Regions from separate parts of the Homo sapiens genome. Here regions 1, 3, 4, 5 and 6 are each linked to region 2. A link is a loop called in an ENCODE intact Hi-C map of the cell type or tissue named here. Cell type or tissue: ascending aorta. All regions are shown on one strand. Region 1 has its middle 64 kb from the start of CIMIP1. Region 2 overlaps PMEPA1 (prostate transmembrane protein, androgen induced 1). Region 3 has its middle 24 kb from the start of ZBP1. Region 4 has its middle 38 kb from the start of NKILA. Region 5 has its middle 130 kb from the start of LINC01742. Region 6 has its middle 19 kb from the start of ANKRD60.

Region 1 (5,000 bases), 430 kb before region 2:
TCTTGAGATGGAGTCTCACTCTGTTGCCCAGGCTGGAGTGCAGTGGCACCATCTCGGCTCACTGCAACCTCTACCTCCCGGGTTCAAGTGATTCTTCTGCCTCATCCTCCCAAGTAGCTGGGATTACAGGCACTCGCCACCGTGCCTGGCTTATTTTTTTCTATTTTTAGTAGAGGGGAGTTCTGCCATATTGCCTAGTCTGGCCTCCAACTCCTGGCCTCAAGTGATCCACCTGCCTCAGCCTCCCAAAGTGCTGGGATTACAGATGTGAGCCACCGCGCTCGGCCTATGCTGTGTTTCCAATCATGAATCTTGGTGTGGGGGCAGGGATGAGAGCACCATATTTAATTTCCCTGATATCTTCTTTCAGGTTGGTCCAATGCAGGACCTGGGAAGGTAGAAAACGTCTAGGCTGATAGGTTCCCTCTTGATAAGAAGTTTCCTGTTCTTAATGGTCCATCCACTCTCTGAGCAAATAGAGAAGAATGACCTTCTCCTCTGGCTTGGAATTGGTCCTGAGAGGGAAGGGCCATTCTGAGAAAGGTCCCTGAGATGAGACCTGATACTTGAGACCATACGAAGCAAATCCCTGAAGATGTGTTCAGCTGCAGGCTGAGAACCTGAGATGAGACCTGATGCTTAAGGGCCACGCAAAGCAAATCCCTGAAGATGCATTCCACTGCAGGCCCTGGAGAATCCGCCTGCCCTGACTGCCTCACACAGCGAGGCCGTGGATAGGTGGGCTATTGGTTCTGGGCTCGGTTGCCCAGCACATCCTCAGGGATCCGGCCTTTCCTATCTTTTGTTTCACCCTTCTGAGCATATTGGCTTTCCTTCCTCATGCTTGTTGCCTCAGGGTCACATGAGGATGGCCATACCTCCAGGCATCACATCTGAGTTCAAGGTGGAAGAAAGGGGAAGAGCTGTGCTAGGCCCATCACTCCTTTAACAGAAAAAAGCTTTCCCAGAAAAGCTACCATCAGACTTTTATTAGAACTGAGTTACATGGCCACTCCCAGCTGCCAGGGAGGCTGGGAAAGAGGGAAGCAGGATCTCGGATCAGCTTAGACAGATCATGGCCCATGTGGGCCTTTACTACCCGAATCCAGCTTGGAACTTGTTCTCCAAGAAGAAGGAATCTGGATATTGGGCAGGACACTGATAATGTCTCCTCATGCATGGCACTGTCCTTAGTGCTGACCTACCAACCCTCCAGAGAGGACGGGGGTTTGCAGGTGTTACCCTGCCCTTGTAGAACACAACCCGTCTGCACATAAACGCTAGTGGGCCAGTTAGAAAGGATCCAGACCAGCTCCTTCCATGCAGCACCGCGGGTGCACATGAGTCAAATAGGAGCTACACTTAGTCAGTGCTCCCTGGGCATTAAAGTAAGATTTCATTTTCTACTCTGAAGGACCTTATGAGGTGGGCATTATTATTATTTTCATTATGCAAATCAGGATATTCTGGTTTTTCAGAATAACTTCCCCAAGGTCAAATAAATTGTAACAGGCAGAACAAGGATTAGAGTTTGCCCCCCGAGTCTGGGCTCTGAACTGCTCAGTACTGACCTCTCTTCCCAGGGAGATCTGACTGAGATCCAGCCTCCCATCAGAGAGGAGAATGGAGAGCACCATGATTTAGGGCAGTCAAGACATCCCTTGCTTTCTGTAGTCAACGGCAGGTTTCACAACTCACGATAATGAGCTTGCTTGCTTCTGGGGTTACTGGTTTAGTACCTGTATCCCCCACTAACATGTAATCTCACGGATACAGGAACTGTAGCTGCCCCCACACTATTGTATCTCCCAGAAAACAAAGAGCACTTTGAAATATGAGTGGCAAATTTGAAGTCACAATCACAGATGCTACAGATACAGACACTGGTTGGTTTGCAATTGAGCTGCATCAGACATGGGCAACTCTAAGTACGGCGGGGAACTCCAGGTGAACAGTAGTAGGGATTTTTAAAGAATGTAATGATGTCTAATGATTCATTGGCCCAACATTGGGCTGGCTAGCTGGGAAGGAAATCAGAGTAATTAGCTTTAGAGCTGGTTGCCTGCTGGTTGGAATTCCATGCTCTGGCCACAAGGGGACAGCACTTGAGAGACGATGTTCCCGGGCATCCATTGTTCCTTTCTCCAGGGGCTTTGCAGTCAGACTCTTTTATTTGGTTGGTGTTTCTTCTTCCATCCAAGAACAACCACACACTACAATTCATGGAATTAAATTTCACATCAGTTAAAGGCCAGATAAAGAGAGCTGGGGTTCGGCTAGAAGTAGTCCAGGAAGGCTCCCTGGAGGAGGTAGATCTTGGTCTGGATGGGCCAGGGCCATTGGTATTACACCTCAGCAATTCAATTCACCTGCATTGCTTGAGTGCCTACTGTATGCCAGGTACTGCCCCTGGTGCAGTGGGCAAGACAGAGGCATTAGATGGGGCCCCTCATGGAGGACACGGTTTAGTTGGTGAGCGGATGATGCTCACACAGCTGTAATGTAAGTCAGAAGTTGATGAAGGCAACAAAGAAAAGGTAACAAGGTCAGATTTATTCTCACCGACGGGACCTGAAGCAGTATCGCTGAGGAGGAGGCATTCGAGTTGGACTCTGAGGAAGGGGTAGCATCGGTCAGGATGGTTTCACGGGCCTCACCCCGTGTTTTCCCCACCTGAGCTGGGAGGTAATGCCAAGAAAGCATTTACAATGCCAGGTGTATGTGTGATCCAGACACGGAGGGTAAGAAGGCAAACTTTACTATTGGGCAGATGTGAGTTCAAGTCTCACCCTGGTCATTTCTAAGCTATGCCATCTTGAAATGATGTAACCTTTTTAAGTTTAAGTTTTCTCATCTACCAAATGGTTATAGTGCTTGTACTGACCTTGTAGCTTGTTCTATAAGTTACATAAACAAATAAAAAATTATTAATATCTTGAGATTGAAATTCCACATGGCTTATAACCTGGGAAGAGAGAAGAAAAGGCATTCAGTTATTCAACATATGCTTATAAAACACCTACTATGTGCTAGGCATTATGCCGGGCCCTGGGGCTATAACAGGCTCTGAAAAAAATAGATATTCTCACCCTCATGGAGCTAGTGTGGAGAGAAAGCAAACAAAATAAGGCAATTGAATAAAAAATAGAGAAATCATGTCTTTTGTAGAAACGTGGATGGAACTGGAGGCCATTATTCAATGTGAGATGACTTGGAAGCAGAAAGTCAAAAACCACATGTTCTCAGTTATAAGTGGGAGCTAAGCGATGTGTGCACACAGACATATGGAGCAGAATAATGGACACTGGAGACTGGGGAGTGTGGACGAGTGGGGAATGGATGAGGGATGAAAAATTACCTGTGGGGTGCCTATTTGGGTGTGGTACATGAAAAGCCCAGATGTCACCACTGTGCATTATTATATCCATGTAACAATCGCACTTGTAGCCCCTAAATCTAGAAAAATAAAAAAAATTTTAAAGAACAACAAGAAAAAATAAGGTAACCTACAGCAGGCCAGTTGGCCATAAGTTTTTTTGAGAAAGTAAATCAGGGAAGAGGGTAGGAATTGACAATCTGGAGAGGAGGGGGCCATTTTTAAACGATTTTCTTGGGAAGCTTCCAGAGGGCTTGCCTTAGGGGACAGTACGAAAGAAATAAATCTTCAAAACTTTTTGATAGCAACAGAGAACCATAGATTTAGATACGTTTGGTAAAGTTTTAAAGGCCAGCGGCGATCAAACTGCCAATGTCCAGGAGGAAAATGGGAGAAAATGAAAACTAACTTCAATGCAATTTTAAAAAAGGAAAAAAATAATAAAAAAAAGATGGTAAACATATATTATCAAACAGGTGGAGATATAGTCTCTCAGATTTGACTTAAAAAGCAAAAGCCAACTCTAAACCGTTCACAAGACACAGCCCAAATAACCTGACCCAGAAAGGTTCATAATAAAGAAAGGAGCTCTGGTAAGTGGGACAACATGAGGGGAGCCGAAAGCAGGGATGAAATGTGACAATGAGATTAAGCAAAACTGAAGGCCACAGGCAGGAAATGGTAAGCCGAGGAATACTTTCTACTGACAAAATCTATAATCCACCAAGCAGACATAGCGGGCCCAAATCTTAATCGGCCAAATGTTTCACTGGGCGCAAAGACTATAATGCACCATCTCGACAAAGCCCCAATCATAGCAATAGACTTTGACTTTCCCCTCTCATAATTGGATAGGTCACGTGGACAAATAAGCAGATAAGGAATGTGGGCAACACAATGAACAAGCTTGATTTATGAAATGTCAATACAACTCTGTTCCAAAGAAACAGCCCCATTCTTCTCCTGGGCGCACGGAACATTTTTGATATTAGTCGTGTTCTTGGCTCACAAGTAGATTATTTACTGCCACAAACAGAAACTCTGACTCAGGCAGTTTAAGTCATGGGGAAATGTAGAAACCCATGTCCAGGAGGTCAAGGGAGGGTGGGCACCAGGGTGGGCACCAGCAGGGGCCCTCGGCCTCTCTCTTAAGGCTGGCTGTGGTGAGGTGGAGCAACTGAGACAGGGCCTCCCTTGTTTTCTTCCACTGGAAGAAAAAAAGGAATTTCTTCAACCATGCAATAAAAGTCCTTCTCTTTAGTCAGATTGGGTTACTGATATCAAACGCCCACCCTTGAATCAAGAAGAGTTGCCCAAGACAATGCACAGATTGGTTTCACCTGGAAGCCATGGGCAAGACAGATCGAATCGTCATGATTGACCAAGACCACTCAAGTCCCACCCGGGGAGCTGGGGCAGGCTCCGCTTCCCCACGGGCTGTGTGGAGGGAGGGGATCTGGAGTAGTGTCAGGGGTGGGAGGGGAAGGAGGAAGGGGAGAAGGATGCTGAATAGGAACCAACAGAGTCCATTACTCTGGCCAAGAGGAGAATGTTAACAAATTCTGGAAAGGATGTAACTTACGGGCCAAATTTTCTGCCAATAATGCTTTATGATATTTGTAAG
Region 2 (5,000 bases):
GAGAAACTGGGGATGAGAGAGGTGGAACATTTGCCGGAGGCCACACTGCTTGTCACTGCCGGTGTGAAGAGCCCACAGCCTATTCCGTCCTCCCTCAAGTGCTGGGGAGAGTGACGGTGCCTGGACATTCCAGAAGGCACCAGCCCTGGAGGGGCACTAACTCCAGGCTGGACTCACCTTGCCCCTCGGAGCCTCAGTGTGTGCATCTCCACAGTGGGTTGAAGCTAGGCCTGTGCGGCCCGTGGTCATGGGGAGGATGCAGTTAGTGGAGAGTGTACCGTACCCAGAGGCCGACTGCAGGGGCTTCACTGTTGTGGAGCAGGAGACGGCACCTGGGATCCTGCTGCCAGGAAGGGGTAGGATTCCGTCACACCTTCGGCCAATAGAAAGTCTCCTCCCACTGTCTACCCAGCCGCCTGCACAGCCGCCCGGGATGCCTGGCTGGGTAAACGTGGAGCCTCACTAGGCCTAAAGCAGAATGTGGCAGCTCCCCTGGGGACCCCCTGCCAGACAGGAGTCCCTGGGCCCCGCGGCCTTCCATAGAGATCCACATACAGCTCTTATCTGTCCCGGGCCCAGTCTACATCCCCCCAGCCCATCCATGCTCTGCCCCTGGCATGGCTATCCGACCATGGCCCCTTTTCAGGGTGACCCTGGGGGTCCCCTCTTGCCTGTATGGAGACAAGAGCTCGTGCCTCACCCACCTGCCTCACCATCTCAGGTAAGACCCTGAGCTCTGAGGTCTTTTCTCGGCCTTGTCACCTCCTTGTTGTGTGACACTGGGCAAGGATCTGCCCTCTGAGGGTGAGGCTCCAGTGCAGGCAAGCCCCTCGACCAGGGATGGCACTTCCACCCTGGCGCTGCTCCGAGGGTATTCGGGACATGATGCAGAACGTCACTGCAGTGACCGCCCAGCCACGGAGTGGCGCAGACTTCAGGTTTACCCAGAAAGGCAATCCCAGTCTTTGTGCCCAAGGCCTGCTCAGACTAGGAACTCAGGCCTTGGATGGGGTGACCCTTTGTCCTCTTTATCCCCCAATCAGTCCTCAGTGTGGGTCTCCTGCTCCCGAGAGAACCCAGCCCACCAAGGGCCCATTTCCCAGGGGCAGGGACAAGACTGTGGCCAGGCCAATGTGCGACAATCTGCCAGCAGCGGGAGCCAAAGACCTAGCGTCCACTCCCATGGCCTCAGGAGATACCGAATTCCCCCAGGCCCCTTGTGCTGGGCTGTGGGGGAATTCAGTATCTCCTGAGGACATGGGAGGTACCGAATTTTTTAGGAACATCTCTTTATTCTTTAGAAACATCTCTGAGTCCTCGAAGTTTGATAGAAGGCCATCCCGTCCCCTTGGATGTTCCTGGGGACTCCAGGGGAAGAATGGGCAGCTACGTTCTGGCCTCGTGGTGTTAAGACTCTGGAGGGGTCTGGGAGGAGCTGCCTGAGCGTCAGCTCACTGCGGCTGCCTGGTTTTGTCAATGAGGTCTTTTCTGAGTGTGAATGAAGTGTTTTCGAGTGCGTTTTGCCCATAGCTGCGCTTGGCTGTAGCAGCAGGGTTCAGTGGTATGACAGAGACCCGCCGGCCCACAAACCAGAAAATATTTTACTCTCTGGCTCTTTATGGAAACAGTTTTCAGACCCTTGGTCTAGAAGCATCTAAATGGGGAAGGCGCAGGTGGACTGGGTGCGCCCACTTCAAAGAAGAGGAGTCCACCCCGAGCCCTGGGAGTCTGGGAGTGGTTGGAGGCTGCTGGGAGCAGGGGGCTCGTCAGCAGTGGCTGTAGGATTGGAACCTGTCCTTGTCCTCCACCTGGGGTGACTGGCAGACATAGCCAGAGGCTGGGGAAGGTTCCAGACAATTCTGAAGCTGGGCCCACCTCCCCCGACTTCTCAAGCCACTTTGGAACCTAATTCCACAAAGATGACTTGCACGGGTCACCCAGCAACTTCCGCACTTAAGTAGCAACCTGAGCACTCCCTGACTGCATAGCACGCCGGCGCCTGGCACTGGGGAAACGGTAGCAGCTCCTGCAGGGCGAGTGAGACCCCTGAATAGGCCACCGGGGGCAGAGGGACAAAGGCTGTGGTGCAGGAGGGGACTGGAGGAGATGGGAGGAGGTGCCTGACCCGCCTGGGGGGCTAACGGAGAGCTCTGGGGTTAGCACACCTGGGCAGAGGCTTGAGGGGCCAGTCAAAGTTCTTCAGGAAAGGGAGGAAAGAGGGGCCATTGGTCCAGACCCAGGATGGGCTCAGATCCAAAGGCAAGACGTGAGAGTCTGTGTTCACTGGGCACCTTGCAGAACACACTGTATGGTGCATTGCAGGCGCTGTCATCAGCCCGCTATACAGATAGGAAAACCCGTTAAAGGAAACAGCTATACTACGGCCGTGGACATCTAGGGGGTATGGGCCTCGGTAAGGGGTTGGAACTTTCTCTCCTGGAGGCAGCGGGGGGCCCAGACGGTTTAAGCAGAGGAGTGGCAGGGTGTGGGGTGGGGGGCATGAGGGAGATGTTCCCACTTCTGTGAGGAGGAAGGGCCCTGGGGAAGGGCAAGAGTGGAGGAGACCCTGGGAGACCCCTCAAGGACCTCAAAGACCAGCGGCACTCGCAGCCTCTGGGAGATGGTGAGACACGCAGGCTCGCCAGCCCTCCTGCTACAGAATCTGCATTTTTGCAGGCTGCAGATGGACTGTCTGCACATGGAGGCCCTGGTTCCATAGGACTTTGCTGTCCACTAGGCACAGATGCTGGGGAGAGAGGTGGATAGAACTGTCTAATAGAAGGAGAAGTGAGAGGGGATCAAGGGTGGGTGGAACAAGGGTGGTGGGGAGAGGAGCTGTCAGGAATGATCCTGTGGATCTGGCTTTGCAACTTGAAGAATATCAGAGCCATTCGCTAAATCAGGAGACGAGGCAGTTAAGACCTCCTTAAGGGGTAGGAGCGGTCCTGACGGGACAGTTTTGAGGGGCCACAGAGCCTCCTAGTGGCCATATGGGAAATTACCACCCTCTGGCCGTTCCTACCCAGGCTGCAGGTGAGCGGTATCCTACCTGGGAACCCTCAAAAAACCTGCCCCAAGGGAACGTTTGAGGTGATGGACATACTCATTATCTTGATTGTGGTGAGAGGTTCTTGGTATAAATATATGCCCGAACCAAATTGTATGCTTTGAATATGTCCATTTATTTGCATATCAGTTATATTTCAATGAAGCTATAAAAGTAACAGACATCCCTTTCCCCGGGCCCAGGGCTCACCGTCATGGCATTTGGGGAAACTCAGAGGAACTGGTCCTGGCATGGGGTCTCATTTTCCTCAGAGCAGATGGCATAAGCTTCATGAAGTGGCAGCTGTGCCCCTGCACCCAGACCAGAGCTTGGCGCCACAGTGGAACCACACACCTCCTTTGCCAGAGGCTGAATCACTGTTTTATGGCAGAGCAGCCGCCTTGGGCACTTTCCTCAACTCTCCTGTTTTTCACCTGTGAACTGGGACATCAGTAATGATGGGCTCACTAGATCAAGGGAGAGAAAGACTGTAAAGAAATAAATGCATAGAAGCAATGATTAAGTTAGGACAGGTGCTGGAAAGGGAATCAACAGATGACAAGGTTCACGGGAGAGGCCCTTCAGATGCTGGTCTCCAAGGGTCTGCAGGGGACGCTGGAACTGAAAGTGGACAGCAGCGGGCCGTGCAGCCTGGCCTGCCGTGTAAAGGACCTGGGGCTCGGGCTGAGCTTGTTGAGGCCCCAGGGGGCTGGTCAGCATGGCTGGTGGGAGTGTGGAGGTGACACCCAGCACATTCACATGCTACCTGAGTGCCACGTGGGCTCCGGGTGGTTTTTACATTCAAATTCAGCAAGTGCTTGAGCAACTATGAGGCAAGTACTGTAATCTCAAGAACTGTAATTCAGGTACAGAAACTGCAGCGTTGAAATTAAGTAACTTGACGCAGGTCACACAGCCAGCAGGGGGCCCAGGCCCAGGGGAGTGGGGCCAGGGGTGAGGGGCTGAGGCCATGTTCAGCCTGGTGAGAAGCCACTGAGGCCCACGGGAAGCTACAGGCAGCTTTGAGAAGGGGGCCCCACAAGTGGGTGTATGTTTTGGAAAGTGTCAGGCTGGATTTTCAGGGGACAGCAGAGGGCACCTCAGGGATCAGTGAGGAGGTGATTGCGCTCACGTCCTGGAAAAGCGCCCAGGGCCAGGGGCTGGGGAAGCTGGTTCCGATGCAGAGAGGTGGGCGGGTTCAAGAGCTGATTCCAGGGTAAAGGCCTAAGAGTCGAATCTGGGTTGAGCCTTTGCTGTCCCTCCTGCCCACCCCACTGACCCTGCTTGTACGTTTCTTCCTGTGCAGGAAGGATGCCTGTGGCCCTCGGAGAGCACAGTGTCAGGCAACGGAATCCCAGAGGTGAGACCTCCCTCGGCCTCCCCTCCAACACCCCCATCCCACCCTGGGCTGCTCCCGCTGCGGCTGGAACAGTGTGGGCTGCTAAAGGCTCACCCCTCCGCCCTCCTCTGCAGTGCCCTTGCTGCTGGGATCCTCCTTGCCGGAGATCATCTGCTCCCTGCCCCTGAGGGAGCAGCCCAGCTCTCTGCTCTCTGCACACGGGAGCACGGACGCTGCCACTGTTTGGAGGAGGGCGGTGCAGCTCTGCAGTGCTGCCCCCCAGGCCAGGGCCCCCGCGGGATCAGGCTCTGGGCTCCCGCCCCCGCCAGCCCTGCTGCCCTCTCCCTTTCCCCAGAGAGCCAAGTCCCATGCAGCAGAACTCCAGTCTCAGGATCGCTTCTGGACAACCCACCTGAGACAGCCGCCCTCCCTCACTCCCGCTCTGCTTCCTCCAGCCGCAGGTCTACGCCCCGCCTCGGCCCACCGACCGCCTGGCCGTGCCGCCCTTCGCCCAGCGGGAGCGCTTCCACCGCTTCCAGCCCACCTATCCGTACCTGCAGCACGAGATCGACCTGCCACCCACCATCTCGCTGTCAGACGGGGAGGAGCCCCCAC
Region 3 (5,000 bases), 58 kb after region 2:
GTTTAGGCATCTGTTCAATATTGTAGGTGGGATGTTGCAGATCTATTTGTACTTTTGAATCAAAACAAAAAGCAGGTTTTTTTGTTGTTTTTTTTTTAGCGTGCTTATTGACTCACAAACTAGCAGTGTTCAGGTAAGGCCTCATCCAGCAGCTCAAACAATGTGGTTCAGGACCCACTGTCCCTCCATCTCTCTTCATGGCTTCCCACAGACTCAGCTTTTTCAGGCTCCACACGGAGACTTTCCAGCCACTAAGAGTTCTGCCCTGCTGGGGACAAAATGGCTGCAGTGGTTCCAGACCTCACATTCCCACAGGGGACAAAAGCAATTTCTAAACCACCCCAGTATTTGCCACCTCCAATTGGGCATGGGGATGAGAGTCATTAGCTGTAGCCAATCCAGGCTCACCCCTGAATTTGGGGGTGCTTAGAATGGTGTGGACCTTCTGTGACAAGGGCATTTTCTAAGCATTCTTTAATCCTCCCCTTAAGTACATGAGGAGACTGGGGCCAAGGGAGGGTAAGTGGCTTGCCCAAAGCCACATGGCTGACAAGTGAGACCCATGTTCAAAATTCCAGATTGAAAACCAGATTTTTCCAGTCCTGGTGGTCAACCCATCACGGAGGATTTAACACTCCCATCTGCCAGGCTGCTAGCTCCCACGGATGACAGCAGACTGGCACCCACCCACGGGCAGCCACATCACCTCAGATGGGGAGGGGCCAGCAGGACCAGGATTTTGCATTCCATGAAAACCCTCTTCTGCAAGAGCTCCTGTGAAACAAGGGTTCCTTGGACAGTTGTGGATACGCAGCATGATGCAGCCCCCGCTGCATGATTCCAAGGCAGCCCATTCAGGGAGGTGAAACTACTGCTCAAGGACAGAGATAGGATTCAAACCCACTCAGGGAGGTGAAACTACTGCCCAAGGACAGAGATAGGATTCAAACCCAGCCATCAGGCAGGCTTGCAAGCCAGTGCTCTTAAACATGTTACTGAAAAAGCTGCCTGGGACATATCACCGCGGCCTGGCTGTCACCTCCCAGCCCCTGGCTGGTCAGCTCCCCCACTGTGTCTCATTGACCTGCCCCCCACGCCCACCCCGGGGCACAGTGGCCTTTGCCACAATCAGCTGAATGCCCCCAGCTGCTGGAGAAGCAATCCAGCAGGGCCAGTGCCGGCAAAGCCCTGAAGGCGGGAGTGTCAGCTGGGGGGCCGGGGGTGGGGAAAGGGGGGAGGGGGTCTGGCGCCCCTGGCTACAGAGCTCGAGACAGGCCTGGCCCTCCCAGCTCCACCTGCAGGTCAGGGGTGTGGGGGGTGAACTGCGTGGCTGGGAGATCCTGGAGGTGAATCTTTGATCCCCCCATTTGTGTGACTCCTCTCTGCCCCCAGCATCTGGCTTACCGGCTCTGAACCTCTGTCTTTCCCTCTCACCTCCTCCTTCCTCTTAGATGGACCCCTGTGATGACATCGAGGCCACCCTGATAATGCAGGATGACCCCCCACCTCACTATCTTTAACTTAATCACCTCTGCAAAGTCTGTTTCTCCATGTAAGGTAACATGTTCCAGGTTCTGGGATTAGAACACGGGCATCGTCCTGGGGAGCCTCACACAGCCCGCACTGCTGAGCATGCTTCAATGTGCAGGCTACCCCATGCCCTTCAACGCTCAGCGCACCCCATGCCCCTAACACAGACATCTAGCCCAGAGTGCCAGCAAGGCCCAGACTGAGAAGGTCCGTTACAGGCGCTGCTGCTGCTGTTAATATCACGAATATAAAAGAATAAATGGGGAAAAAAATAATGGGGCTTGGCGTCACAGCCCCTGGTGTGTGTAATCCCAGGCAAGTGAGTGTAATCTCAGGCAAGTCCTGCCACCTCTGAGCCTCAGTTTCCTACTCTGTTAAATGGGCAGAAATAGGGACAGACCCTGCCTGGTGGGAGCTCACGCTAAGAATGAAGGGAGCCCTTGCCCAGTGGTGCCCAGACCTGGGGGCTGAAGCCTAGGCCCTCCCGGGGATTGATTGACAGCCGTCTGTACAGGTGGGGCTAGGCCGGGAAATTGTCAAAATTTCCCCTGTGACACCCGCCCCGGGCTGAGATGTCTGGGCCGGCTTCCAGCTGTGGCCCCAGCTGTGACCCCAGCGGCCCCACCCGGGCTCCCGGAGAGTTAGGGCCAAGCCAGCCCCCGCCCGCGCCCTCCGCAGGTCTCGACTGCAGGGGCGGCCTGGAGGGGAGGAGCGCGGAGCCGGCCTTTCACAGCCTTGGCCCGAGCGCCCTCTGCTGGCCGCACGCCGCCGGCCGCCGCTCACCAGGCTGGGCTCGGAAACTTCCAGGGCCTGAGGTGGGGTCAGGCGGGGTGGGGGGGATCCCGTGTGACCCCCTCCTGTTCCTTCCCCACAAAGCAGCCAGACACACGTGTTTCCCCCACGGTTCCGGGGTGGTGCACATAAGCCTGCAGCCGGTCCACAGGCCCCAGGTGAAAGTTCCTGTTCTGCCCTCCCGGGCCGGGGGCGGGCTCCTTTCTGGCTGATGCCCGTGCCCCAAATTTGGGGGAAGGAGCACAAACCCAGCACCCTTCAGAGGCTGATTTTCTTCTATCGTGGGGAACACCCCTGCAACCTGGGTACCCCCGCTCAAGTCCCCAGTCCAGCTCCTGCGTGACTCCCAAGGACCCTACCTGCAAGCCCATCTGTGGCATCGAAGTCCCGACCCTGCGGGAGCTGATGCCCCCCGGACTCCCGCAGGCACTAACTCACTTCATCCTCCCACCGACTCCACGAAGAAAGGAATCTTTACCCCGTTTCACATGGAGAAAACTGAGGCACAGAGAGGTTAAGCTACTTGCCCAAGGTCACACAGCCAGTGAATGGCCCTCTAGGATTAAACCCAGGGCACAAAATGAGTACAGTCGACCTCCAAGTGTGGAAGAAAACCCACATCATCAACCCCTGTCTGGGAGGTAGGGAGGTGGGGCGGTGCCTCATTTGCAGGACCTGAAGAGAGGGCCCATTTGAGCTTACAGTCAGCCCACAGGCCCCTCTCTGGCTCACCAAGTGGGTGGATGCCTCCCAGGTCTACACAACAGTGTAGGGCCAAAGATACAAACTTGGACCACCCCAGACTCAAGGTTTTGCCCAACCATTTTCTAGCTGTGTGACCTTGGGCAAGTACCTAGTCCTCCTGCGCCTCCGTTTCCACATGTGCAAAATGGGGTGATCATCTGTGTTCAGGATGAAACTAGCAGGGGCCTGCCTCGTTGGTGCGGCCGCATCAGTGCTGTGGGTAATGGTCCCTCACCACGCCCCATCCTGAGCCACCCCCTTCTCTCCATCTGGCCCCTCCTTCTCTGACTCCTAGTCTAGCTCCTTGTTTGAGTCTGACAATGTGCTCAGGTAGGATGGATTCAGAAGCCATATCTGCCCCAAGCCTGGTGGACAGCGGGTTTACCCTCTGTGCTGTGACATGCCCAAGTGACCCGCTACCTTGAACCTCAGCACCCCCCACCAGCGTGCACCACACACACATACACACAGCTCAGTGCCCAGGTAGGGCCCAGGCCTCCAGACAGGGCAACTGCTTCCCATCTCACACACACAGCACCACGGCCACACTCTGCTGAATGTCACCTCCTCCCACTCTGCCCAGAGGTCCTGGAGTCACTGACAAAGGAAAGAGGCCCCCAACAAGACCTCCCCGAGTGGCAGCCAGGCCTGGGCCCCAGAGGGCTCCGCCACTGACCAGGTGTGAGATGTTACAAGTGTCATTGAATCCCTGAGTCTCAGTTTTCCCATCCGCAAAACGGGGTTAAATGAGATCATCGGTGGAGAGCCCCAGAGCAGGGGACGTCAGTGGGTGTCAGGGGACGTGGCTGTGTTGTCACAGCGCCCGTGGTTCCTGGCACAGCCACAGCCTCATGAATAGCAAAGGGTGATCTAACTCGGCACCCAATAAGTCAGGCCCCACCATGACCCCCAAGGAGGCATTTCAGCCCTTCGGCAGGTGACGAGAACAGGCCCCCATCCTGCAGCCGGTGACGAGAGCACAGGCCTGGGGGGCCGCAGTGCTCTTGTCCCACACCCTGTGGTCCTTTGAATGGTAACAAAGCTGACAGTTACCAAGGGCTGACCACAGGCCGAGCCCTGCGTGGAGTGCTTTACAAAGACCACCTGTTGAACACAAAACAGCCCTGTGAAGCATATGACCTGCCCGTGCGTCCATTTCAGGCAGTGTAAACCAAACCCTCAGGCTCCAAGAGGGGCCCCGGGCAGTTCACAGGGTGAGTAGCAAGTGCCCCTATGCTCCCAGCTTCAGACACAGGGAGGCGGGGGGCTGGCACCATGAAGTTTACCCCTAAATGTGGATTTGTCAAAACCCGTTTTGCACCAGAGAAATGAGGGCTTTGAAGTTCCTGTCTTCCCCAAGGGAGGCAAAAACAAAATGAAAAAACTCTGGAAAACTCACTTTGCTCCAAAGAAATCCAACCTACAGGGGCTCAGTCGACCTCAATCACTTTCTGGCCACACCCAAAGTGCGTGCACAGCTGCAGGAATGATGTTGTAAAAGTATATTCATTGGCACGAAAGAGAGCCACGATCTAGCGGTGAGTGGGAAACAGCTCGGCAGGTTGCAGACTCTCTGTGGGGTATGATTCACTTTTTGTATGAAAATGCCTGGATGGATGAAGAAAAGTCTAGAAAGAAATCCGTGCACATGTGAAGAAAGGTTTGTTCTGGGTGCGAAATTCCAGGTGGTTGCTTTCTTTTGGCTTTATCTGGGTTTTCTACTGTATCTGCAAGGTAAACATATTAATTGTGTAACCACAAACATCTACAAAATCGGAAGTGACCTAAAGGGACCGGCCTACTGAGCCTTGGCCACCGTGGACCCCGGCCTGGGCTGAAGCGGCCACGGCCTCAGCTCTAGCCACCAGGTGGCGCCCTTGATCTGTTTTTGCAAAAAAAAAAAAAGGCCCACAGAATTCGCAGGGCAGGAGGGC
Region 4 (5,000 bases), 93 kb before region 2:
TTACATATCAAACTGTTGAGAAGGGTGTAGAATGAGGGATAAGACCTCTTCATTTTATTCCTCAGGCTTCTGAAATTTTTAATTTTTTATAATGAGAATGTGTTGGCACAATACTTGTGAAAATGTCTTAAGTAAGAAAACACACAACTTTAAATAAGAGAGAGACACTGTCCTACAGTACGATGTATGGTAAGGGGAGAGGAGGGAGCCACTGCACGGAGCTGGCTGTCAGGGAATGTTTCCTGGAGGAGAAGGCTTCTGAGCTCTCAGAGAATGTTGTATCTCTTTCAGTCAATGGAGGATCAGCCCCAGAGAAGGAACCCTCTTGGTCTCACCTGCTTCTTCTCCAAGAAGATTAAGTCCTGATAGGGCTGCCTCCCCTTCCTACGTGCAATGCCGCTGGGATTTGCTGGGCTAAGACAGAGAGGGGTAACCATTGTCTCTAAACACCATAGGGTCCTTGCCTCTGTTTTTCCTCTGTTCCCTGCTGCAGACATAAATTTGGGTGACTTCATAATCCCTGCTTTGTGCCAGATGCTGCTGAAGCCCTTTGTCTTAAGTTAAAGAGGGGCACCATTATGATAAACGTGCCCATTTCACAGATAAGCAAATGGGCACACAGAGAGGTTAAGTGCTGTGACCAAGGTTACACAACTGGAAAATTCAGAGCCAGGATTTTGAACCCATTCAGGCTGGTTCCTTCAACCAGGCACTCCCCCTCTCTTCAGGCACATTTCCTTCCAGCTGCTCACTCTCTTCTGCTGTTACAGGAAAGCGGTCCCCATCCAGACCCCAAGTGAAGGTTCTTGGATCGCAGTTGCGCAAGAAAGGGTGAGTCCACAGTGCAAAGTAAAAGCAAATTTACTAAGAAAGTCAAGTGGTGAAAGGACAGCTACTCCACAGACAGAGGAGGACATTCCCGAAAGTAAGAGGAGGAACGCGTCCACCCTAGGTACAATGCTTGTATATATGGGCAGATGTGCTCTGCTACGAGGGTTTGTGATAAAGGATTAGTTTTCTTAATTACTGTATTTTACAAGAATCGATATTATTATCTTTAAAGTAAAATTAGGAATGCCTTTGTTCTCCAGATATCAGGATATCTGGACACTCCCAAGTCTGGGTCTGTTTAGTAAACATTATTAATTTGTTCCTTAACCATAAACATCTAGAGGCTCAGAATGCCTGACTTTCTGGGAACGCAGCCCAGCAGGTCTCGGCCTCATTTTCCAGCCCTCACTCAAGATGGAGTCGCTCTGGTTCCAACGCCTCTGACACTGAGACACTCCAGTACCCCCAGACCCTCCTCCTCCTCCCATCTCTCTCCCTTCACCCCTCCCTCCCTCCTCTCCTCTCTCCCTGCCTTCCTGCCCTTGCACTGCCAGGCTGGCATTGAGGAAGGTCGGCTTCCTTCCGCAGACAGCACATTTCAGCCAGCTCAGCTTCCTGAAGGCAACCCTCCTCCAAACCCTTTACAATTTATTTATCTAATTAAAAATCTCTCAGCAGCTCAACATGCTTGAAGAGTTCATATTTAACCAACACTCACGGCCACCCCAACCCATCCAGGCAGGGCAGGCCCTCCCAAGAGCCTTGCCCTCTCAGGCCCTGGGAGCTGGGCTGGGCAGAGCCTCCACTCAGCTCCCCAAGTCCACCTAGAGCAGGGGGGCCGGGCACCCCAGGCTCGCCCTGGCCCCCGCCAGCTGCGTTTCCGGCCAATGAACCTGCCGCTCAAAGCCTCCTTTTTAATTAACTCCATATCTCAGGCGGCCGGAGCACGTGGGCAAACTTCTGTCTGACTTCCCTGCGAAGCCCAAGCACACCCCAGTTTGCTTTCTAAGAATAGAAGCGGGAGATGGCGGGGAGGGAGGAGGCCGGAATCTAAAAATGAATGCGCAGCCCAGAGCGAAACAACCCAGGCCAGCAGAGGGGAAAGAACGCGGCGCACGCGTGCACACACACGCGCGCGCACACACACACGCACACACACGCAGAGCCCAGCCCAGTGGAGCTGTCTGCTGCCATCCTGGGTGTGAGCCGCGGACCTGGCAGCCTGCCCAGCTGTCTGGCAGGGATGGGGGTGGCGGTGGCGCTGCTCATCCCGGCAGCAGGCAGCTGGGGACGCCCATGGGAGTCTGGAATTTTTTTTTCTGGGCCGCTTGGTTTTCCCCAGTAGACAGAGGTGACTCACAGGCTGGCAGGCTAAGTGGCTCAGGGGATCATGAGAGCCCCGATGCTGCGGTGCAAAGTTCCAGGAATTCAGAAACCAAAATGCCTGGGGCAGGAGAAAGGGCAAGACTTAGCCCCCACCAGGAAGACCAGGGAGAAAAGGTAACTCCAGCTCCACTGTTGAGGGGACACTTTGGAAGAAATCGGGATGTCTACTTAGCTGCTAGTAATAATAACAATAAAAACAACACCACCACCAGCTGCCATTCATTGAGATTTTGCTCTGTCACGCTCCGTTCTAAACTCTATACTTGGAATATCTCGTGAGCCTCACAACAGCCATGCGTGGTACCACTACTCCTGCCCCCATTTCCCTGATGAGGAAACTGAGGCCGGGGAGTTTGCTGTGTGCCCAAGCTCACATACTCAGGAAGGGCTACGCCAGGATCTGAACCCAGGCGGGCCTCCTGCACCAGCAGCAGCACGTCCCTGAAAGCCAGCCCTGCCCGTGGGTGCCTATGCTTGCAGCTGTGGCACCCAGGAGTGGCCGGCACCCCGGGCAGACGTGCCGGTAGGAGTGAGGTTATGGTTCAGTATCAGGTAACAACGAACCAAACAGAGAGAAAGTTTTCCCCTCCCAATTGTCTTTCACCCTTCCTAATTATCTGTGAAGGAGAAAGTCTCAGTTGGGTGCCAACTTGTCCTCAACACTCCCTGAGCACTTGGATTCCTTTTTTGAACCAAGAGAGCAGGCTCACGCTCACGTAGACATGGGTAACACTATTTTACTTTCGCGGTGTTTATTTTTCCATCTAGTTTTGGAAAGTTACCCAGATTTCCTCTTAGGGTAGTGATACAGAGTTCACTTTTAAGACAAATTAAGTTTTGTAAGTTAGTCGAACATTTCAGAGGGAGAGAGATACTGAAATATTTGTGGATGCAAAGACATGATTTCTGGGGTATGCCTCAGAGTAATCTGCAGTGGAGGAGCGAGTGAAGACATGGAAGAAACAAGATCAGCCACGAGTGGACACTTTTTGAAGCGAAGTGATGGGTATATTACATATCATTTCAAATATTGTATCTTATATTGCAACATTTAATATGACATGTTATATATAATACATACATTATATATTATGAGTATATTGTATTAGATTAGATTACATTATATTATTCAGGCCACTTTTGTATGTATTTAAAATTTTCCATAATGAAAACATTTTTAATGCTATATAAAAACTTTGTTAACTTATCTTAAAGAAAAAAGCGAAGAAATAGTATGAGTGGCAGCCAGACATGGCAGAAAGTATGACGGTGAAGTGCAGACGACTGAGGTGTGCAGAAGGTTAACAGAGGACATGCTTCCAACATTTCCAAGTTCATGATTTCCTTTTTGGGAAGCAGGGGAAGGGGCAGGCCCTCTCTCCGGCCTCCCTCAAAGCTCTGCCCCTCTGGTCCCCGCCAACCCCTGGTGAGGAAGCCCCCTGGTGAGGTTGGGGGTCTGATGTCATCCTGGCAGACCTTGAGGGGAAGGGCAGAAAGGGAAGCATTGCCATTTTCTCTTTTCCTTTCAAGGATATAAAAGTGCACGATTGCCCAAATGATTCCCATCTGGAAATCTAATGTATTAGGAGTAAACAGTCCTGGCTGGGGTGGGGGTGGGGGAGAGGTCATTCACAGGCCACTCTGCTGGCCCCTCTGGGAGTACACAGACCTTCTGGTCCACCCAGAGCCCAGTACCAGGGAGGGTGAAACCCCTTGGTAGAACTAGAGCAGATCCCGAGGGGCTCTGGGCTTTAAGAGTTGGCCTGAGTGGTCTCGCCCAGCAGATCATGAGCCCATCAGGCAAAGGTAGGAGGAGCCCCCAAGTCCCCACCCAGCTTCAAATCTCTGCCCTTCCCAAAGGACAAGACAGCAGAATGGCTCCTTTCACATAGGTATTCATTTATTCGTACATTCATTCATTCAGTTATTTAATGATTATTAAGTGCCTACTGCATACCAGGGACAGTTCTAGGGGCTATAAATATGAAGAGATAATGATACTTCCCAGAGTCTTAACACTGAGAGGTCAGGATGGACAGTCACTGCCTCCATGTTCAAGTGGGAGATCCAAGACATCCCCAGAGGGGGCAGGCATTACAGAGTGAAAGCAAAGCCCTGTGAACACCAGCAGCTGACTTGTGCGTACGGGATGCCCTGTCCTTTGCCCGCACGACACCCTCCCCCTGCCCGCATCTCCTTTGGTCCCCGCAGCAGCCTGTGAGGTGGTGGTTGGCAGGTGCATTCCACATCCTGAGCTGGGGAGGGGGAACGTGCCCAGGTTCACCCGGCTGGCATGCACAGGGCAGCGATTCCAATCTGGCGACAGTGATGGACTTGCCAATTACCATGCATCAAGCACGCTGTCTCAGGGAGTCTGGAATGGCCCTGCCAGACCCACCTAATGATGCGCCCTTGGCAACTAAGGAAACTGAGGCGCAGAAAGAAATGAGTTCCAAACACAGTGGTGCAATCTATCCGGATCTGTGCTGTCTGACATGGCAATAGCAAGACACGAGTAGCTATTGAGCACCCAGAATCCAGCTATTCCAAAATGACCTGTTGCTGTCATTATAAAATATATGCTGGGATTCACAAGTTTGGTATTTTTTTAGAAAAGTAAAATATTTCATTGATAATTTCCTATTTGATTACATGTTGGAACTATAATATTTTGGATATATTATGTTAAACATAATTTTAAAGTTTAAATATATTATTAAGATGAATTTCGCCTGTCGCTTTTTACTTCTTTTTTTTTTTTTTTTTTTGGAGACAGGCTGGAG
Region 5 (5,000 bases), 220 kb before region 2:
TGCTCCGAGAGCACGTGATCTTCTAGTCACACATTGAAAGGGTTAATAAAACGCAGACAGGCCCCTCTCCCTCCCTTTCTACGCCTCACCCAGTACAGGAGGGGATCCACTGACCAGACAGTTTCAGTTAAATCGATAAAATATTGTTTTAAAAAACAAAAAGAAGTGTATTATTTTTCTGTTATACGGGTAGGGGTAGGGTTTACCCCAGGACACTACCAGAGACAAAGGTTTCCTGAAGGTAAGCCGTGCCTCTAGGTAAGCTGCTGCCAGGGCTCTTGCATTGCAGAGTGATTCTGTCTATTGAAACAGCACCCTGGAACGGGGTAGGGGGTGGAAGACAATGTTTTAATGCCTTTTAAGTGCATTTTTGTCACACTGAAGAAAGGGAATGCAGAGTCCAGGATGGAAAATTCCCTTTCCCTCATGGACCTGCAATTGCATGTCACTAAGGCCATCTCCTCCCCACTGGCCATCCCTGAATTACTGGTGGCAGCTACCTAGGTCTCTCAGAGAACCTCCCGTTAGAGCCCCCTGCTTGTCTTTTAAGACCCCTTGAGTTGTGAAGTGGAGGACCAGTGACTTCCAAACATGTAGTGTGTACCTACCATGTGTCCAGCAATCAAAATAGCCAGGACTTACCCTGTGCCAGATACAGTTCTGAGGACCTTACGTGTATCAGTTCATTTAATCTTTACAGCAACCCCAGGAGATGTGTACATGGCTATCCTCACTCAACAGAAGAGGAAACTGAGGCACAGAGAAATAAAGTAACTTGTCCCCCATCATGATAGCCATAAGTGGAGGAGACAAGAGAACCCCATTGACCTGGCTCTGGGGTCGAAGCTCTCACCTACTGAGATATGCTGAAGACAGGATGGAGGATGAGCCCACACAGAGACAGACCTGGAGACTCTTAAGCCCAGCTGCAGGAGCTCAGTCTTCATCAGAGGCCTCGTCCAGAGTAGACAGTGGATCGACGCAGCCAACTGTAGACACTCCAATTCTAGCCCAGGGCCACCCACCCTTCTGCTAAAGGACCACTTCTCAGAGGCACAGCCCTGGTTCAGGAATTTTGTTATTCCATAAAAGGAAGCCATATTTGCAGAAAGAACCACATTTGGCTGGTGAAATTCATCCAATCCAAAGTTATAACCAAGTTGTTGTAATTCAAACTCGGATGTCGATTTCAACCCCTATCTCACAACTATTTTGAGCCTAGGAAAGCCCACAAGTGTGTCTATTCTGAGACAACGACACAAAAAGATCCAGTTAGAAAAATGTTCAGAGAAACTTGGGAATTATAATTACTCCTACACCCGAGAACGTTCAACTGCTCTCATTTTATAAAGTGGCTTTACAGAAATTGCACTTTAATGTTCTGCCCCAAAGGGGATGGGGGCTAGCAATATTTTTAATGGATGGAAGGCTCCCCCAGTGACAGGCTTGAGGGACAAATGGGCGCAGGAGCTTGCAGGTAAGCAGGTGTTCCTGGGAAGGTGTGGAAAAGGCCCCAGAGCAGGGCCAACCAGAGAGGAGCCAATCGCAGGCAAGAGGAAAGGAATTAGGTAAAGGACCGAGGCACAGTAGCATAAAATATCAACTTCAGTTTTAAAATAACAATGTTGGCTACTATCATTTAGTGGCCATGTCTCATATGGCCAGGACTATCCTAAGCCCTGGACAAGTATTCACTCATTTAATCATCCAAATAACCCCTTAAATATATCCTATTAGAATCCCCTCTTTATAGCTTGAAAAATTAAGGCAGAGAGAAGTCTAAGGACTTCCCTTAGATCGCAGCGCAGAGCCATGAAGCCACAACTTGAAACCAGGACCTGGACTCCTGAGTCCAGCCCTCGTATTGCAGGTCACAGTTCCCCAGAAACCGTGCAAGTGACCTCATTTAGAAAAGGGGTGTTTGTGAATGTAAATCACCAATTCGTTCATTCTAGATTCATCTAGAATGAGATCATCCTGATTTATTTGGGTTGGGCCATAAATCCAATGACAAGTGTCTTTATAAGAGACACACAGAGGAGAGACACAGAGAGGGGAAACCATGTGAAGGTGGAGGCAGATATCCATCTTCCGGATCTTGGGGCCAGAAGATGAATCTCTGCCTCAAGCCAAAGATGCCTCTTCCTTGCTTGGAAGAGGGAAGGAAGGATCTTTCCCTGGAGCTTCCAGAGGTAGCGCAGCCCTTCAACACCCTGATTTTGGATTTCTGGGTTTTTTTTTTTTTTTTTTTTTTGACAGGGACTCACTCTGTCACCCAGGCTGGAGTGCAGTGGTGCAATCACAGCTCACTACAGCCTCAACTTCTCGGGTTCGAGTGATCCTCCCGCCTCAGCTTCCATAGTAGCTGGGACTACAGGTGCACACCACCATGCCCAGCTAAATTTTTTTGTATTTTTTTTATAGACACAGGTTTTTGCCATTTGCCTAGGCTGGTATCGGAACGCCTGTCCTCAAGGGATTCACCCTCCTCGGCCTCCCAAAGGAGCCACCATATCCAGCAAGATTTCTGGATTTCTTGATTTTGGACTTCAGAGAATACCTTTCTGTTTCTCTAAGCCACCACGTTTGTAGTCATTTGTTATGGCAGCCCCCAGGAAACGAATACGTGAACCCTCCAATGTTGGTACTTTAGCATTAGAGACGATGATGCTGAGGCTCAAGGGGTTAGGTTATTCCAACCACAGATGGCAAGTGACCCACAAGGCCTCGAACCCCAATGTGTCTGTGCTCTGAACACGGCTCTTGCCTCCAGCCTGTGAAGTGTCCTGGGAAGCAATGTTTCTAGGGAGCCTTCTTGGGGTTGGGGAGAAGAGAAAGGCTCAGGCACTAAATAAGAGTCAGCACCCCAGTGAGCTGGGGTTCTCAGGGCTCATGATGGAGCGAGGGCCGGACAGAGGGGCGCCTGGGCCACCACGGGATCGGAGGAGGCCAGGGCAGCCCACATCATCTTCAAGGTGCTCTATTTGAAACCTCTTCATTGTATTGGGCTCAAGGACTCTATTTATTCTCCTGGAGTTGTTTCTGAACAAGTCGGAGGGGAAGGACTTGAGTGGGCTTTGGATAGCTGTTGCCTCCCTCAAAGAGCTTGAGGCCAGCACTTGAGTCCACTTGACAAGATCCGATGTTGAGCTGTGATTGGGGAGGGGGACAGTTCAAGACTCAAGGAGACAGAAGTTTTACCCTCATCTCTTAAGTCATCTCACCTTGCACTGGCGTTGCCCTTAGGAGCCAGAGGAATAATCCTGACAATAGCAATAAAACAATAATATATTTCTCCCATGTGCCGTGTGCTCCCTCTGGGCCAGGTGTGTCTCTAAACCCTTTACACATGTGACCTTGTCTCCTGCTCACATCGACATTCGAAGGTGACTGCCATCCTCTTCCCCATTTTCTGGAGAAAGGGAAGAAGCGAAGCCAAGCCTGGTTAGGCCCCGCTAACCAGGGTCCTAATCACCTAAAGTGAGGCCCTTTTTCTCAGGCTACATGGCCAGTAGATTTCAGGGCAAAGATTCCAGCTTAATTCTACAAGTGCAGAGGGACTTCTGGCCTCTTTTTCACTAAGCTGCCCCACTACGGCTTAAGCATTTTGTATCACACCTGTCCTCTAGATTCTGAAGTTCCAAGACGGACCCACATGACTTGCCTTGGGAACCCTACCAGTGCCTTCTACAGCACCCCCCCAACCCCCTCAATAAATAGCTGATTGGGATGGAAAGGAGTGGAGTGCAGTGGACTTCAACTGCCCTGGGTTGACTTGATCTGAACTGATCTGCACAGACTTAAATAGACTTAATCCGAGTTGACTTGTCTTGAGATGACTTGATGAGAGTTAAATAAAAAACCCATTTAGGACTACTTCTGGGAAATGAAAGAAAGCTCATTTTACTCCTTTTTACTGAGACCTGCCAGCCCCCATCCCTCTGACTGTGTTGGGCTCAGATGGAAAGGGAAGGTCTCAGAAGCGACAGCTCTCTGCATTCAACCAAGCCCAGCCAGGACCACAGACACCAGGGCAGGGCAAGGCAGCCAGAGTGCTGTGAGGAGCCAGGTTTTCATCTTGGAGCCATGGCTGGCACAGAAGCCCCCATGCCCACAGTGAGAGGAATGAAGGTGGTGAGGAGTGAGCCTCACCCAGACCCAGCCATGCCCATGAGTCACAGAGTGTGGCCTGCCTGGTGTGGAGTATTGCCCTGCGGAATAATGAATATTGCCCTGCGGAGGAGGAATGCAGGGAGGCCCAAGGCAAAGCTGAGGCTGTCTTCCCACTGCCACTCCAGCTGCCAGGGCACCACTCCCTTCCTTTCCATTGTTGGCTAACTGCGAGAGCTACCCTGCCTTGAGCTGTGTCTGGCTATATGCACCCTGCTTGCATGACCTCATTAAGTCTCCATGACAACCTATTACCATCATCACTCTATTGATGATGAAGCCAAGGCCCAGTGGCCCACCATCTTGGCTTACCTGGGACTACAGGGTTTCCTGTGATGTGGGATTTCCAGTGCTAACACTGGAATCGTCCTGAGCCAAGAGGGAAAAGTTGGTTACGCTGGATTACAGAACCTTACACCAGTCACATGGCCAGCCCTTAGTAGGTGATTAGGTTTGGCTGTGTCTCCACCCAAATCTTATCTTGAATTGTAGCTCCCATAATTCCCATGTGTCATGGGAGGGACCCAGTGGGAGTAGTTGAATCATGGGAGCAGGTTTTTCCCATGCTGTGCTTGTGAGAGTGAATAAGTCTCATAAGATCTGATGGTTTTATAAAGGGCAGTTCCCCTGCACATGGTCTCTCTTGCCTGCTGCCATGTAAGATGTGTCTTGCTTCCCCTTTACTTTCTGCCATGATTGAGAGGCCTCCCTAGTCATGTGGAACTGTGGGTCAAGTAAACCTTTTTATAAATTACCCAGTCCTGGGTATGTCTTTTTTTTTTTTTTGAGACAGAGTCTTGCACTGTCACCCAGGCTGGAATGCAGTGACA
Region 6 (5,000 bases), 560 kb before region 2:
TATTTGAGCACAAAGAATGATGTCAAAGGTATACCTCCAAACTGTTAGCATTGCTTGCTCCAGGGCAAGAGAACTGTTTTACACAGCCCTAAATTGTTACAACCGGCAAGTCTCCTTTTGTGAGACAGGGTCTCACTCCATCATCTAGGCTGGAGCTCAGTGGTGCAATCACGGCTCATTGCAGCCTCGACCTCCTGGGCTCAAGTGATCCTCCCATCTCAGCCTCTTGAGTAGCTGGGACTACAGGAGCGCCCCACCGTGTTTGGCTAATTTTTTGTATATATGTATTTTTTAATAGAGACAGGGTTTCACCATGTTGCCGAATTCCTGGGCTCAAGCGATCTGCCTGCCTCAGCCTCCTAAAGTGCTGGGATTATAGGAATGAGCCATCATGCCTGGCCCTTCTTTTATTTTTTATCGTGGCAAAAGACACACAACATTATCCTTAGTGACATTTAGTACATTCGCGATGTTGTGCAACCATCACACTATTTCCAGAACATTTTCATCATTTCAAAAATAAACCCCATACCCATTTGCATTCACCCCGGACACCTCCCTCCAGCCCTAGATGACCACCAATCAACTTTCTGTCTATACATTTGAATACTCTGAATATTTCATATAAATCAGATCATAACAATATGTAGCTCCCCTGCTTTTTTTTTTTTTGAAACGGAGTCTCACTCTGTCATCCAGGCTGGAGTGCACAGGCATGATCTCAGCTCACTGCAACCTCGGCCTCTTGAGTTCAGGCGATTCTCCAGCCTCAGCCTCCTGAGTAGCTGGGACTATAGGCACATGCCACCATGCCCAGCTAATTTTTGTATTTTTAGTAGAGAGCGGGTTTCATCATCTTGGCCAGGCTGGTCTTGAACTCCTGACTTCAGGTGATCCACCCACTTTGGCCTTCCAAAGTCCTGGGACTACAGGCGTGAGCCACTGTGCCCAGGCACATGTAGCCTTTTGGACCTGGTTTTTAGCATAATGTTTTTGAGGTTCACCCATGTTGTGGTATGTCTTAGTACTTCATTCTTTTTTATGGCTGAATGACATTCCATTGTATGAATATACCATGTTTTGTTTATCCATTTATTAGCTGATAGATATTTGGGTTGCTTCCACCTTTTGGCTATCGTGAATAGTTCTGCTATGAGCTTTGGTGTATAAGGATTTGTCTGAATTCCTGCATTCAAGTTTTGGGTGTACATTAGGAGGGGAATTGCTGGGTCACATGGTAATTCTGTGTTTAACAGCATGTCTTACTTTTGTAATTAAAAAAAATCAGGCTGTGGAGGCTCGTGCCCGTAATCCGAACACTTTGGGAAACTGAGGTGGGAAGATTGCTTGAGCCCAGGAGTTCGAGACCAGCCTGTGCAACATAGTGAGACCCCCATCTCTACAAAAAAATATAAAAAATTAGCTGGTGGCATGCACCTGTTTCCAACTACTCAGGAAGCCGAGGCAAGAGGACGGCTTGAGCTGGGGAGGTCGAGGCTGTAGTGAGCTGTGATCACAGCACTGCCCTCCAGCCTGGGTGACGGACTGACACCCTGTATTAAGAAATAATAACCAATAAAAAAAGGAAGGAAAAGAGAAAATGCTCCCCCCGGCCCCCACGCCAGGCTGTCTAGAGTTGGAGAATTACGACAGTCGTGTGTTGAGTATTTTCCAGGCATCCCGCACACGTGATCTTATTTGGTCTTTTCAGTGACCCTGGAAGGCGGACATTCTCAATTAGTATCACAGTCGCAAGCGGGCTTAGTTAAAACACAGATTGCTGGGCCCCACCTCCCAAGGATGCGAGACTCAGTGTTTGGGACAGGGCCTGAGACTCTGCATTTCTGACAAAATCCCTGGGAAGGTGGTGCTGAGCAGCACTGAGCACGTTCTCTTTCATGCCCATTTGTCACGGAGGAAATGGAGGCTCAGAGAAGGTTAGCAACTTGCCCAGCAACACACAGCACCTAGGTGGCAGAGTGAGGATGCCTGCCCCTCTGCCATAGTTTCGAGTGCCTGTCGGGATGAAGCTGAATGTGACTGTTCTGAGCGGCAAAAGTAGAGGTTCCACCACCTTTGGGAGGCAGGTGGGGGAGTATTTTGGTTCTGGAGTCAGCTTGCCCGGGAGGCCTTCCTGGAGGCTACGACCTCGGTTACTCCTCCAACTCCCCTCTTTCCCTACTTGTAAAAGGCAGAAAATACCAGCACTCATTCTCAAAGCATCGACGGCCCTGCCCGGCCAGGATCCAGCTGGGACAGGCACATTGGGCTGAGCACGGCCAGGCAGTGCAGAGGGCAGGATAGACGGGCAGGTACGCACACCCCACGGACACTTCCTCGTGGGCTGCACCCCAGCCCCAGCGGCCCACAGGACACACCCCAGAGGTCCTGAGCACTTTCCACCCCTCTGTCTTGGATTCACGAAGAAAATCCTCTCCGGGCCTGCCGGCGTCGGCTCCCGCCAGGTGGCGCTGTCGAACGCAGTTGCCGCAGGTGCGCGGCCACGGCGGCCTGTAGGTGTCACTGCGAGACCGCAGATCAACTCCCCGAGTGGCGCCTCGCGCGGATCCAGGCGGGCCGTCCATCCGCGTCCATCCGCCCCCACCCGAATTGCAGATCCTGTTGCATTCCCCAATTTTCTCCTTTCCCGTTAGGCCGTTATACACCAGAGATTTTCCACTCTTGGTACTTTTGTGCTCTGTTGATCTTTGGATAGTAGACACTGTTTTGAAAAATATGTAACCACGTGGATATTATTTTCACATGCCATTCATAGTGTAAGAATTTAGAGAGAAACACGGTCCTCCAGTCCAAAGAGTCTTCCCCGGTGGGGGCGGGGGCGGGGGGCTTACAGACTATGTTTTTAGGGTCAGGGATAAGAGCTAGCCAGCTTTACAGATAAATTCCATTTTTTTAAACTTGTCCTCCTAAAGGGAAGAAAAGTCTAGGACCTTCCTTTCAATCCTAGTGAATATATTAATTAATATTCACCCAGGAGGCGCTGCAACAAGAAAAGCAAGAAGGAATTAGGCTAACCTAGGTATTTCCAAGCCCAAGATCCTCAACATCATTCTCCCCAAGCAAGGTACCAGTCATGTGTCACTTAAAAGGGGTGCATTCCGAGAAATGTGTCCTTGGGTGATTTTGCCGTTGTGCAAACATCATAGGGAGTACTTACACAAACTAGATGGCAGAGCCCACACACACCTAGGATATGGGGTATAGCCAATTGCTCCTACACCAGGTTACTTAACCTGTGCAGCATGCTGCTGCATTGAATGCTGTAGGCCGGGGTCTCCAACCCCTGGCCACAGAGGGGTATTGTTCTGTGGCCTGTTAGGAACCAGGCCACACAGCAGCAGGTGAGCTGCAGGCTTCATCTGTGTTTACAGGCGCTCCCCATTGTGAGCTCCGCCTCCTGTCAGATCAGCGGCAGCATTAGATTCTCATAGGACCACGAACCCTGTTGTGAACTGCTCATGTGAGGGTCTAGGTTGTGCGCTCCTGATGAGAATGTAATGTCCGACGATCTGTCACTGTCTCCCAGCACCCTCAGATGGGACTGTGTAGTTGCAGGGAAACAAGTTCAGGGCTCCCACTGATTCTACATGATGGTGAGCTGTGTAATTATTTCATTACATATAACAACGTAATAATAATAGAAATAAAGTGCACAATAAATATAACGCACTTGAATCATCCCTAAACCATCACTCCCCTCTGGTCCGTGGAAAAATTGACTTCCACGAAATGGGTCCCTGGTGCCAAAAATGTTGGGGACCGCTGCTGTAGGTAGTTGTAACACAATGGTAAGTCTTTGTATATCTAAACATAGAAAAGGTACAGTAAAACTACAATATGAAAGATACAGAATGGTGCACCTGTGTAGGGCACATACATGAATGGAGTTTGCAGGACTGCACGTTGTTCTGGGTGAGTAAGTGAGAGGGTGGTGAGTGAATGTGAAGACTGAAGATATCACCGTACACTACTGTAGACTTTATCAGCACTTCACACTTAGGTTACACTACATTTGTTTAAAAAAGTAATTGCACTACAACTGTATGATGGCTATGGCAACAGGAATCTTTAGCTCCATTATAATCTGATAGGACCACTGTCATATATGTGGTCTCTTGTGGACTGAAAGGTATAAGGGTATAATCCGTGGCATGCAGGGAAGGGCTGACATTTAAAATAAGTGAGCACATGTCAGAATTAATATTTTTTACCAAATTATATCATCAAAGAAGTTCATGATTTACTTCTAACTTTCACCAAACTGTAGTACATTTTTATTTCTATTTTTTTGAGCTAGAGTCTTGCTCTGTCGCCCAGGCTGGAGCGCAGTGGCGCAATCTCGGCTCACTGCCACCTCCACCTCCCGGGTTCAAGCAATTCTCCTGCCTCAGTCTCCCTAGTAGCTGGGATTACAGGCGCCTGCCACCACGCCCGGCTACTTTTTGTACTTTTAGTAGAGACAAGGTTTCACCATGTTGGCCAGGCTGGTCTCAAACTCCTGACCTCAGGTGATCCGCCTGCCTCGACCTCTCAATGTGCTGGGATTACAGGTGTGAGCCACCATCCCCGGCCTGCAGTGTATTTTATACCTGGCTCATCTCACAAATGGTTTAAGAATTATTTTTAAATAAAGAAAAAATTCATCAGTCTGGTTTTGCCAGCGCTATAAAGTATCGCATTTCAATCTTGTAGTGACCCAGTGAGGTATTATTTTTCCCACCCAACAGGTAGAGACAGAGGCTTGCAGAACCAAAACTCCTGGCTTTGAGGAGAAATGGATCCCTGCCCTGCGGTGTGGAGCTGCACTTCACAGGAAGAGACAAATAAGTGCCCTAGAACGCGGAGTAGAGTCTACCTCACTCCCACGTAATCATTCAGCAAATGAACTGTTTGAGCACTTGTGGGCTAGTCGGCTCCTCTGGGCGCTGGGAAGCTCCCCTGGGGCCATCAGAAAATGGTCTCATTGTTCCCACCACTGC

The links. Hi-C counts contacts between places; a loop is a spot of excess contacts. Peaks named below come from ENCODE experiments on the same cell type or tissue, not always from the same donor. Only the 100,000 strongest peaks of a DNase experiment are listed, where the experiment ranks them.
Region 1: a loop joins it to region 2, with 6 times the contacts of the local background. A loop is called at or near these places in 81 of 110 quality-filtered maps.
Region 3: it touches region 2 in a loop (2.3-fold over the local background); 24 of 110 quality-filtered maps call a loop at or near these places.
Region 4: a loop joins it to region 2, with 3 times the contacts of the local background. A loop is called at or near these places in 8 of 110 quality-filtered maps.
Region 5: a loop joins it to region 2, with 1.8 times the contacts of the local background. A loop is called at or near these places in 5 of 110 quality-filtered maps.
Region 6: a loop joins it to region 2, with 10 times the contacts of the local background. A loop is called at or near these places in 19 of 110 quality-filtered maps.

Annotation. Positions count from the first base shown.
Region 1 is chr20:58,084,539-58,089,538 of GRCh38, reverse strand. No RefSeq gene overlaps it. Among named protein-coding and RNA genes, the nearest start is that of CIMIP1, 64 kb to the left of the region's middle. In ascending aorta, a CTCF peak has its summit at 2,077 (motif pointing right); no DNase peak of the experiment used is centred here.
Region 2 is chr20:57,652,439-57,657,438 of GRCh38, reverse strand. PMEPA1 (prostate transmembrane protein, androgen induced 1) reads left to right here. Exons shown (of 4, transcript NM_020182.5): 3 at 4,353-4,406; 4 at 4,841-5,000. Among named protein-coding and RNA genes, the nearest start is that of ZBP1, 35 kb to the right of the region's middle. RefSeq lists enhancers at 1,539-2,136, 2,137-2,736 and a silencer at 2,930-3,009. In ascending aorta, a CTCF peak has its summit at 3,000 (motif pointing left); DNase peaks (open chromatin) are centred at 2,018, 2,738, 2,978, 4,968 and 1 weaker place; H3K27ac peaks cover 2,965 bases.
Region 3 is chr20:57,594,414-57,599,413 of GRCh38, reverse strand. No RefSeq gene overlaps it. Among named protein-coding and RNA genes, the nearest start is that of ZBP1, 24 kb to the left of the region's middle. RefSeq lists silencers at 2,169-2,342, 2,363-2,422. In ascending aorta, CTCF peaks have their summits at 2,292 (motif pointing left) and 4,930 (motif pointing right); a DNase peak (open chromatin) is centred at 2,273; H3K4me3 peaks cover 507 bases.
Region 4 is chr20:57,745,869-57,750,868 of GRCh38, reverse strand. No RefSeq gene overlaps it. Among named protein-coding and RNA genes, the nearest start is that of NKILA, 38 kb to the right of the region's middle. RefSeq lists enhancers at 1,479-2,336, 2,337-3,196. In ascending aorta, no CTCF peak of the experiment used is centred here; DNase peaks (open chromatin) are centred at 2,098 and 2,673; H3K4me3 peaks cover 1,968 bases; H3K27ac peaks cover 2,996 bases.
Region 5 is chr20:57,872,320-57,877,319 of GRCh38, reverse strand. No RefSeq gene overlaps it. Among named protein-coding and RNA genes, the nearest start is that of LINC01742, 130 kb to the left of the region's middle. In ascending aorta, no CTCF peak of the experiment used is centred here; no DNase peak of the experiment used is centred here.
Region 6 is chr20:58,207,503-58,212,502 of GRCh38, reverse strand. No RefSeq gene overlaps it. Among named protein-coding and RNA genes, the nearest start is that of ANKRD60, 19 kb to the left of the region's middle. In ascending aorta, CTCF peaks have their summits at 2,283 and 2,482 (motif pointing right); a DNase peak (open chromatin) is centred at 2,502.